Regions from separate parts of the Mus musculus genome. Here regions 2 and 3 are each linked to region 1. A link is a contact called in ENCODE Hi-C or POLR2A ChIA-PET data. All regions are on one chromosome and are shown on one strand. Each heading gives the region's core, a stretch centred on a gene start or an enhancer-like site at or near the end of the contact. The rest is flanking DNA. Distances are from core to core; before and after follow the strand shown. Region 1 holds the start of Nol7 (nucleolar protein 7). Region 2 overlaps Gfod1 (glucose-fructose oxidoreductase domain containing 1). Region 3 holds the start of Mcur1 (mitochondrial calcium uniporter regulator 1).

The links. Hi-C counts contacts between places; a loop is a spot of excess contacts on that map. ChIA-PET counts read pairs that join two places held with the same protein, here RNA polymerase II (POLR2A).
Region 2: POLR2A ChIA-PET joins it to region 1 with 15 read pairs in Patski. The contact joins the enhancer-like site here to the promoter of Nol7 in region 1. POLR2A ChIA-PET finds 5 or more read pairs at or near these places in 2 of 5 experiments (Patski and embryonic stem cell).
Region 3: a loop to region 1 is called in a map of heart, with 2.7 times the contacts of the local background. The contact joins the promoter of Mcur1 here to the promoter of Nol7 in region 1. A Hi-C loop is called at or near these places in 8 of 37 maps with a recorded cell type or tissue (T-helper 17 cell, heart and left cerebral cortex). POLR2A ChIA-PET finds 5 or more read pairs at or near these places in 2 of 5 experiments (Patski and embryonic stem cell).

What each region holds. Positions count from the first base shown.
Region 1 is chr13:43,396,901-43,399,814 of GRCm38, forward strand. Nol7 (nucleolar protein 7) reads left to right here and starts at 1,476. Exons shown (of 8, transcript NM_023554.2): 1 at 1,476-1,758; 2 at 1,835-1,895; 3 at 2,611-2,669. The coding sequence starts at 1,505.
Region 2 is chr13:43,230,804-43,233,717 of GRCm38, forward strand. The region is part of intron 1 of Gfod1 (glucose-fructose oxidoreductase domain containing 1); the gene reads right to left. Among named protein-coding and RNA genes, the nearest start is that of Gm40929, 60 kb to the left of the region's middle. Within about 2 kb of position 1,423, at least 3 of the 3 ENCODE cell types and tissues checked have a DNase peak (open chromatin) inside an H3K27ac peak, as active enhancers do.
Region 3 is chr13:43,558,758-43,561,671 of GRCm38, forward strand. It overlaps Mcur1 (mitochondrial calcium uniporter regulator 1), which reads right to left and starts at 1,434. Exons shown (of 9, transcript NM_001081059.3): 1 at 1,012-1,434. The coding sequence starts at 1,369.

The sequences.
Region 1 (2,914 bases), core at 226-2,725:
TAATCCCAGCACTCTGGAGGCAGAGACAGGAGGATTTCTGAGTTCAAGGCCAGCCTGGTCTACAAAGTGAGTTCCAGGACTGCTAGGGCTACACAGAGAAACCCTGTCTCGAAAAACAAAACAAAACAAAACAACAAAAAAAAGTGGTTGTGTGCTGCTTGACATAGGTACTAGAAACTGAACTAAGGTTCTCTGGAAGAGCAAGCAGTAAGTTGAAGTTCTCTTAACTGCCGAGCCGTCTCTCCTGCCCTCTGTGACACTTTAATGCGGCATCTACACGTATGGACCATCACATGCTTTTGGTAGGTTGTCACCGGGCTTCAGTTTAACCTCTCTCAATGCTAGTTACTGTAGGGGTCTGCTGATGCAAACATTTGTTTTCTTGCAATAGGTTTCACTTTAGTTCAGGCTGGCCCAGACTTTAAGATGTTCTTGCTTCGGCTTCCCGAGTGCTGGGATTTCAGGCGTGCACTACTCTGCCGGACTCAGAGAATGTTTTTCATTTGTATTTTCTATCTGACCGAGCCCAGACGTTTCAGAGCCACCCTCCCCATCCTTCTCTGCCTACGATGTCTCTAGCAGTTCTTGTTTTGTTTTGTTTCTGAGACAGGGTTTCTCTGTGTAGCCTTGGCTTTCCTGGAACTCACTCCATAGACCAGGCTGGCCTAGACTCACAAGAGTTCCTCCTGCCTCTGCCCCGCACCACTAGGATGAAAGGCATGCACCACCACCTACAGGCCTTGTTTTGATCTTTTTATCCACACTTATTTGTTCTTTTTAAATTGGAAACTGCTTCTAAACAAGAGGGGGGGGGGGATAAGGTTTAGAAGTAGGAAGTATATATGTTAACTAACCATTTGTCGAACATATAGTGTGACATTAGAAATCAATGACTTTAGAATGGTAGAAGCAACAGCCAGGTGACTTGAGTATTTAGAGAATAGTGTAACTAAACATGCCATGGTCTCTGGGTGGGACGTTGAAAGTCAACCGTTCTGCGTAGGGGAACACATATCAGAGAGGACAGCTCATCCAAGTGCACGGATAGATTAGGGAATGAAGAATCATTTCCTACTGTATAGCTGGTAAAAGACATCACGTGGGCCATGTATTCCCAAAAAATATATGGGCAGAGGATTGCAAGGGTTGGAGGGGGTGGGGGTGGTGATGGGGGTGGGTCGTACACAATACATACAGGGATGCATCTCACAAGCAACGATGGTCATTTATTTCGTTATTTATTATACCCTTGCCTCTGTTCCATAGATCTAAGCAACCTGGGGGAGAAAAAAAAAAAAAAAAAAAAAAAAAGGCGGCGACACCTAGCAGCACGAAACCACGCCCTCTTACCCCCCCCCCCCGTCTCAGCCATGAAAAGCCCCGCCCTCCCGCGCACGCGCCTCAGCACGTTTCGCGGCCTCCGAACCAGCAGAGGGCGTAGAGAGCGCGCACCGCGCACGGCTGCTTCCGGGTCAAGGGTCAGACAGCCGCCTTTCCGTTTGCCATGGTGCAGCTCCGGCCCCGCTTGTCGCGTATTCCCGCGCCGGCTGAGGCGATGGTGGACGAGGACCAGGCGGCCTCGGAGGAGGAGGAGGCGGAGCACGGCCTGCTGCTCGCGCAGCCTAGCAGTGGCGCGGCCGCCGAGCCCCTGGACGAGGAGGAGGACGCGGACGACGAAGCCCCGGAGGAGCTGACTTTCGCCAGCGCCCAGGCGGAAGCCCGGGAGGAGGAGCTGCGCGTGCGCGCGAGTGCTCGCAGGTGCAGCGCCCGGGAATGTTGGCGCCTCGGGACTCCCCAGGCTCGGCCGGCGCTGACCCGACTCCTTTCCTTCCAGGGATAAAACGCTGTTGAAGGAGAAGAGGAAACGGCGCGAGGAGCTGTTCATCGAACAGAAGGTTGGACGCGGGACTTGTCGCTTATGTAAACTCGGCCGGGGCTAGAGTTCCCTTGCTAAAAGCTCCTTAAAGGATAGGGTACTGGAGAGGTGCAAGGGCCATTGGCGTTTCTTGGAGTCTGCCGTAATTCAAAGTAGGCGTGGAAGCACTGACACTCATCTATCCCTGACAGTAGGTCTTACAGGCTTCCAGAGGTGGTGAGGTTTGCTTGAGTTTTTAAAATTCTAGGCTGGAGCTAATGATTTCTTTTTTCGCACCCCAGAGATCTGATTTCGAGTGGCCATACCTAAATACCTTTCAGTTAGTAGCCGGGATACTTGAACGTTGAGCTACTTTGGGTAAAATGACAGGGAATGTATTGGGCTTTCTTTTCTTTTCTTTTTTTTTTTTTTTTTTTTTTTTTTCTTCCGAGACAGGGTTTCTCTGTATAGCCCTGGCTGTCCTGGAACTCACTTTGTAGACCAGGCTGGCCTCGAACTCAGAAATCCGCCTGCCTCTGCCTCCTGAGTGCTGGGATTAAAGGCGTGCGCCACCATGTCCGGCCTGTATTGGGCTTTCTAAATCCAGTCTTAATGTTGTCGGTTTAGAGGCAGCAGGGACGTATTCACAGATTGGCCCGAATTCAGGACTGTTCGAAATGAGTAACGTTAGAAGTTATCTCCAGGCATACCTGTACCTCACTTTAACTTGTCATCAAATGTCTTTATCCCCAAAGAAAAGAAAGCTGCTTCCAGATGCTGTATTAGAGCAGCTAACTACAGCTTCAGAGGCCGAGTAAGTATTGCAGTTTCTACGTGCATAAAGTCTGTAGACCCTAAGAAATTCTCCCCAAACTTAAAAGCTACACAGTGCTTTTGGAGTTCCTCAACTTTGTCTAGCAAGATAGATGGTAAGTAAGTGACTGAGAACATTTAGTGTTGCAGCAGGAACTTAAACCCAGACTTTCCTTTAGCTTGCTCTACCTGCCGCCACCCCTTTCTCTGTTCCTCATTTCGTTTAGCAGCCGTGTTGCCAGTGCT
Region 2 (2,914 bases), core at 173-2,672, 170 kb before region 1:
TCTCACTCCTAGGAATATTTTTTTCTATCCTTATTTGATGTTGAATACAAAGGCATAACAATGTTTACTGACTGCCCTCTTCCAAGTTCAGCTGCCCTGAAAAGGGGGAAATACCAGAAATAGCTGAAACTGAGGTTGAAGAAAATGTATTGATGTTGGTGACAGAAAAGACCTCGATGACAGATCTGTTGCAGTTGGCTGCCCCGTTTTAGGTCTCACTACAGAACGTGGGGATCAATGATGAGACACCCCTCTCCCTACCACCCTGGCTATCCCCACCCCCATAACCCACTCCCTTCTCCAATAACAAATCTGCTCATTTTCAGCTGCCAAAAAATATGAACTACATTTCCCACTTGCCCTTGCAATAAATAAGAATGAGCATGGGTCTAAGTTCACGTGACAAGGGTAACATGGAAATGTCCTATGGGGCAACACTGCATCTCCCCTTTTCCTGTTATAAATTCCACCAAGGGTAAGGTACTGAGCCACAGAAGGCAGGCCACACACTAGGGAGGCGGGGAAACAAGACAGAATCCTGATCACAGGCACTATGGAGCTGCCTGTCACACTCTTACTGAGGGACTACAACATGCAAGAGATGGGTCTGGATCATGGGCACTGGAATTGTATCCTTGGATTCTGTCTCCTGAAGAGAAAAAAATGACCCTCTTGAAATAGATGACACCCTTTGGCTTCCCCCCTACAGCTAGCATCTAGCTCTTGTCCTCCATTCCTAATGAAGAGTCTTACCCATCCTAACGCCTTAGCTGCTGAGACTGTATCAACCTCATGGCCTCCTTCATTCCCTCAACTCTCTCTACTCCCTCCTACTTCAGGGCTCCCATGAGAGCAGTACTCCTTGACTGGACCCACTCCGGCATTTAGAATAAAGGTTCATGTTAAAACCAAAGCCCTTTTTTGATGTCTCTTTGGGCTGCCTTTGAGGTACCCAGTTAAAATGACCAAGACAACCAGAGCTTATCTTAGCATCCAAACCTTCAGAGCCAAGACTGAGTTCTTCATATGAATGCTACCTCCTGACCATCTCTGAAGTTCTAGCAAACACAGAAGGGAACCGAGATCAAGTGGATGAAGAGGATGAGCTATTATTACAACAGGACTCTGTTGGATGCCTTTGTCTGAGCCACTGGGTTTCATTGGCAGAGAATTGCAAACACAAGCCCTTTGTTTAAGGTAGCTGGTGATGGAATAGGCCGGGGTTGGCTCTAGATCTTCCTGTTCCTCTCTCTCCCCAAGCTCACACAACTGACTTTTGGAGATTGCTCAACCCAGGAGTAGAAGTTCATAGAGTTTCTACTCTTGGGCCAGTTCCCAAAGGATAGGAATGCTTGGCTTGGCTCCCAGAAAAAAATCTCTGAAGCTGCCAAAGGTATGTGAGAACTGGTCCCTTCCCCACTAAACACGGCAGAAGAGAGTGGCCTGCAGCCCTGTCAAGTGGCATTTGTCCCCCACGTGGAAAGCACGGAATGAAATGACAGGTTCTCTCCCCAGCTCCAGAAATAGCTTCCTGATCAGGGCACAACTGCATGCAACCTTGGGCCAGGCTGTGGCGGGCAGAGGTCAATGTCCCTTCCAGCTGAGGGCGGGACCCAGTTCTAATTGTTTTGTTTGAACTAATTAAATTTGCTTCACAACATAACCTGTGCTTTAGCTTGGGTGGGGAGGCCAAAGGCTCCCCTGGTTCACCCCTATAAGTGTCAAGGGTAGATAAGGGAATACATTTGCTCTCAAAAACCGAAGTTAATTTCTAACAGAAAGTGTCTTTTGTTTGTTTTTTTTTCTGTCGAAGCGGTTAGCCTCTAAATATTTGTGTTAGCCTGTAACGACCTGCCCAGGTGGCCTGACAGGGAGAATTGCTCTGGAAAGGAGCGGGGAGAGCCACTCAGTCCCCAAAGGAAAGTAGGCTAGTGGGTCGAGATAAAAATCCAACCAGAAGCAAACAAAAGATCTAATACTCACAGGCCCAGCGAAGCCCTCAGGCCTCCATCCTCAGAGACTTTGTGGCTGACTGCTCTCAGGACTCTTCCCTGGTAAAGGGAACCTCAGGCCACTGTTTGCTTCTAAATTCATTTATCTTGGAACCTTGTTTGTTTTTAAAGAAATGACACATTTGTTTTTTTTTTTTCTACCCTCTCTTTTAATTAAGCAATGCAAGCAAATTTGAAGGAGAAAGTTCATAGTCCCCAGATCCCATCACCTAATCAAGGTCTCAGCATTAGGTTTTTTTAAACTGGAATTCCAGTGCTTCTACCTCCATGACCCCTAGGAAGATGGAAAGATTTACAGGCAGAAGCAGTTTTAAAGGGAAGATAATATTTTTTTCTCTTTAATAAAGTCTGTCATTGGAACCTGGGGAAGTAAGAAGCCAGCAGAAGAATCTGCAGGATTTCTGAAACCGTGCAGAGGTAGACATTCCAACCAGTGGATCCCAGGATAGCTCTGAATGTGTCCCGACACACTTGTCAAAAGGCTGAACAACATGTCATGTCCCCCCAACCCCCACCCCCACCCTCCAAATCCTCCCCAAGACTTAAAAGTCTAAAGCTTTTTTGTGAACTGGCAAAATTCTGAAAGTGGCGGGGTAAAGGTCACAGCCAGCTGAGGTCATCAGACAGGCTGGTAAAGGGAGAAACGAAGCCCCAGGCCCCAGTGATTTGAAAATATTTTCCTTGGCATCTCTAGCAAGATGCCTGAACTTCAGATAAATGTCGCAAGCCATGTCAGAATCTGGATCATAATGGTGCAATGCTCTGCTCTAATGATGTGGGGCTCACCCTCTGCGCTTGAATGGCTTATCTGACTTTTTCAGGGAAGCCTGTCTCTCTAATAGTTGGGAAATCCTTACAACAACAATCACAAAGAAACAGCACCAAGCACTCCCATAGCCTGG
Region 3 (2,914 bases), core at 184-2,683, 160 kb after region 1:
CCAGTACTTAGGTGGCACGAGGGATCTCTGTGAGTTCGAGGCCAGCTCGGGCTACACAGTTCTCACCTGGTCTCAAGGCAGAACCAATGAAAAGAGCACACAGGATGGCAAGTTATGGGAAAAAGAAACCAGACAGATCTCCAACTCCCAATCCTACAAAACTCGGGCATAAAGCTCACTGCTCATTTTCCTATCTGCATATAAAGCGTCCTTCATTTTTCAGAACTATTAGGAGTTTCTCCTCTAGCCATATGTATTCTTAAATTTTAGATGCAGGTAATTCTCATAGAAAAAAAAATACAGACAACCAAAGCATGGGTGCATATGGCCACTAATGGCCAGAAACAGGTTACTCAAGAAGTAATTAAGCCACGTTTGCTGATTGGCCTGTGCGATAAGATTTTATCTACTATTTACTGTGAGCACATTCCAGCTAGTTTACTTTCTTATGCAGTTCAGCGGTGTCCCTCGCCTCCTTCAATTACCCAAATGACACATCAAAGCTCTGGTCACTCAATTTAAACGCACAGAGTTCTTCAAGTCTAAACATAAAGCCTCTATTTTTCTTTATACTATCTGTCAAATTAGTACAGTAAAATTAGCATGGATAAGTGTGTGTAGTCATATAGAAAAACACCTGCTGCATATCTTGCTTGAAGTAAGCTCCGGAAAGAAAAGATTTTGTTGAACAAATTACCCGAAACAGCTAGTAAAGTGCCAGGCAGAGAATGGGCGACAGCGGGCCATGAATGAATCAATAGTTTGGAATCAAAACGAAATGTCATCTCTTCATTCAGGGATCTGCGCCCCTCGGTCCTGAATGCACCGGCTTCTAGCACTTTTTCCACTTTTCCCTGGCTCCAACAGGTGTGCAAGGGCAGCCCCGAGTACGCGTGTCATCCGGAGCCAGGACACCGGGGCTCTGGGCTGCGAACCCTCGCCCTGGCGGCGTGGCTACAGCCCGGTCACCTGTGTGACCCGCTGTCCCTCCCTCCCTCCGTCCTTTCTCACCTCTCCGGCTGCTCGCAAGCGCGGCCACACGCCGGGCGCCCAGCCGCAGACGGCCCAGCGCGTTCCTGCCGGCGCCGAGCGCGGCCGCGGGGAGAACGAGCCCCGGGCGCGAGCGCTCAGCCAGCGTCCTACGCGGGGCGGTGGCAGTGGCGGTGGCGGCCAGGCGCGGGGAGGGCACGAGCAGGAGGAACAACAGCGGAGACGCGCGGGCCGCCCGTCCGCGAGGCCTCAGCCAGCTTCGTCCACCGGGCAGCGTGGAGACGCCCGGGCGCGCCGGAACTCCGCAGCCGGAGGACGGGAGCCGCTGGCGACTCGGTGTGCGCCTCGGCCGCTCGGCCGCCACGGAGCCGCTGTCCATCCCCGAGCGGGTCACAGGCCCGAGCGCGCACGCAGGTCGCTCCCGCGCGGCCCCGACTCCGAGTCGCCTCGGGAGCGAGCGTGGGCCGCCGCGCAGACCTGCCCTTTCCGCCGTCGCCACGCCTCCTCCCCATCGCCGCGGGCCTCGTCCCCGCCCTCCCTGGCCTCGCCCCTAGTCTGGTCGCCCCAGCCAGGCTCCTCCAGGCTTGCCCTCTGCCGGGTCCGCCTTTACATCCCCACGCCCCTGTTCCCTGCCTGTGGCCTGCCCTAACCTCGTCTCCCAGACAGGAACTAGGGTGAGCCTTAGCCATTTTCCGCTGCAGAATCACGTTGCTCTTTCGGCTCCTACGATTTACAGTTTCATTTCGCAGTTGCCCTTAAGAATGTTAATGGCTCCTTTGCCCTTCGCAGACCTTTGAGAAGTTCTTGACCAAGCTCGACTGGCTTAGATTTTTATTAACTAGCCGGGATCTCAAGTTCCCTAGGGTTGTATTTTAGGGACTTATTTACCGGGCATAGGGAACTATGCTTTCAGAGTCCATACACTCACAGCTAAATTTCCAGTTTTGATTTTGCTTTTCGTTTTTGAGACAAAGTTTCACTATGTAGCCTCCACTGTCCTGGAACTCTCTATGTAGACCAAGCAGACCTTGCCCGCTGACTGACGCGATTAAAGGCATGGACCACCACTTGGGACTACAGTTTTTGTTTTGGGTTAGAGCACATTAAAAGGTCCTAGTGTGGAAACGTAAAACGTAGTAGGGATATGAATGTTAAACTAGACTATGGCATAATAAGATATTTGAGACAGGCAGTGTTTTAGTTCCGAACTTTTTGAAAGACTGCTGCACTTTGCAGTTACCGGTCCTTTGTGTTATTTTGAGAAAGTTTGTTGGATGGATGAATAACAAGTACAAGGGACTATGCTGGGACAGAGAGAGGGAGGGGAAGGAAGGGGAGGGGAGGGGAGGGGAGGGGAGGAGAGGGGAGGAGAAAGAGAGAGAGAGGGAGGAGGACAGAGGAGAAAATGAAAGGACAAGACTGCCCCTCAGTATGTTGGTGGAGAGAGTCGCCAGAAAAGGGAAAGCATAGCCAGAGGCAAGAGACATCTGGGAAAGTCCAGAGGGTTGAACATGACCTTGAGCCTGGTCACGTGGGAGAAGTAGGAGGAGAGAGAGGCGAGCCAGGAGTTTAAAGGGTAGAGAAAAGGGGTTAGGTCACTAAAATGGTTGGATTATATGAAGAAGGGCATCTAAGAGAAGGGCAGCCCAGTCCCTGGACTGGAGACGTTAGGGTAGAGGGCAGACTAGGGCAAGGATCGGGTTAAGTAGTAAGCACTGACAGATGCTAAGAGAACCAGGGGCCAGGCCCGCTTTGAGGTGTTAAACAAGCACCTTAGTTAGCCCTTTGTCCTGGGTTTAAGACCTAACAGTTGTGTTCCTGAAGTGACCAGTACTTAGCGTTCCTCCTCCTCCTCCTCCTCCTCCTCCTCCTCCTCCTCCTCCTCCTCTTTTTTTAGCTAAGGGCTAAAAAATGTAGACAAACT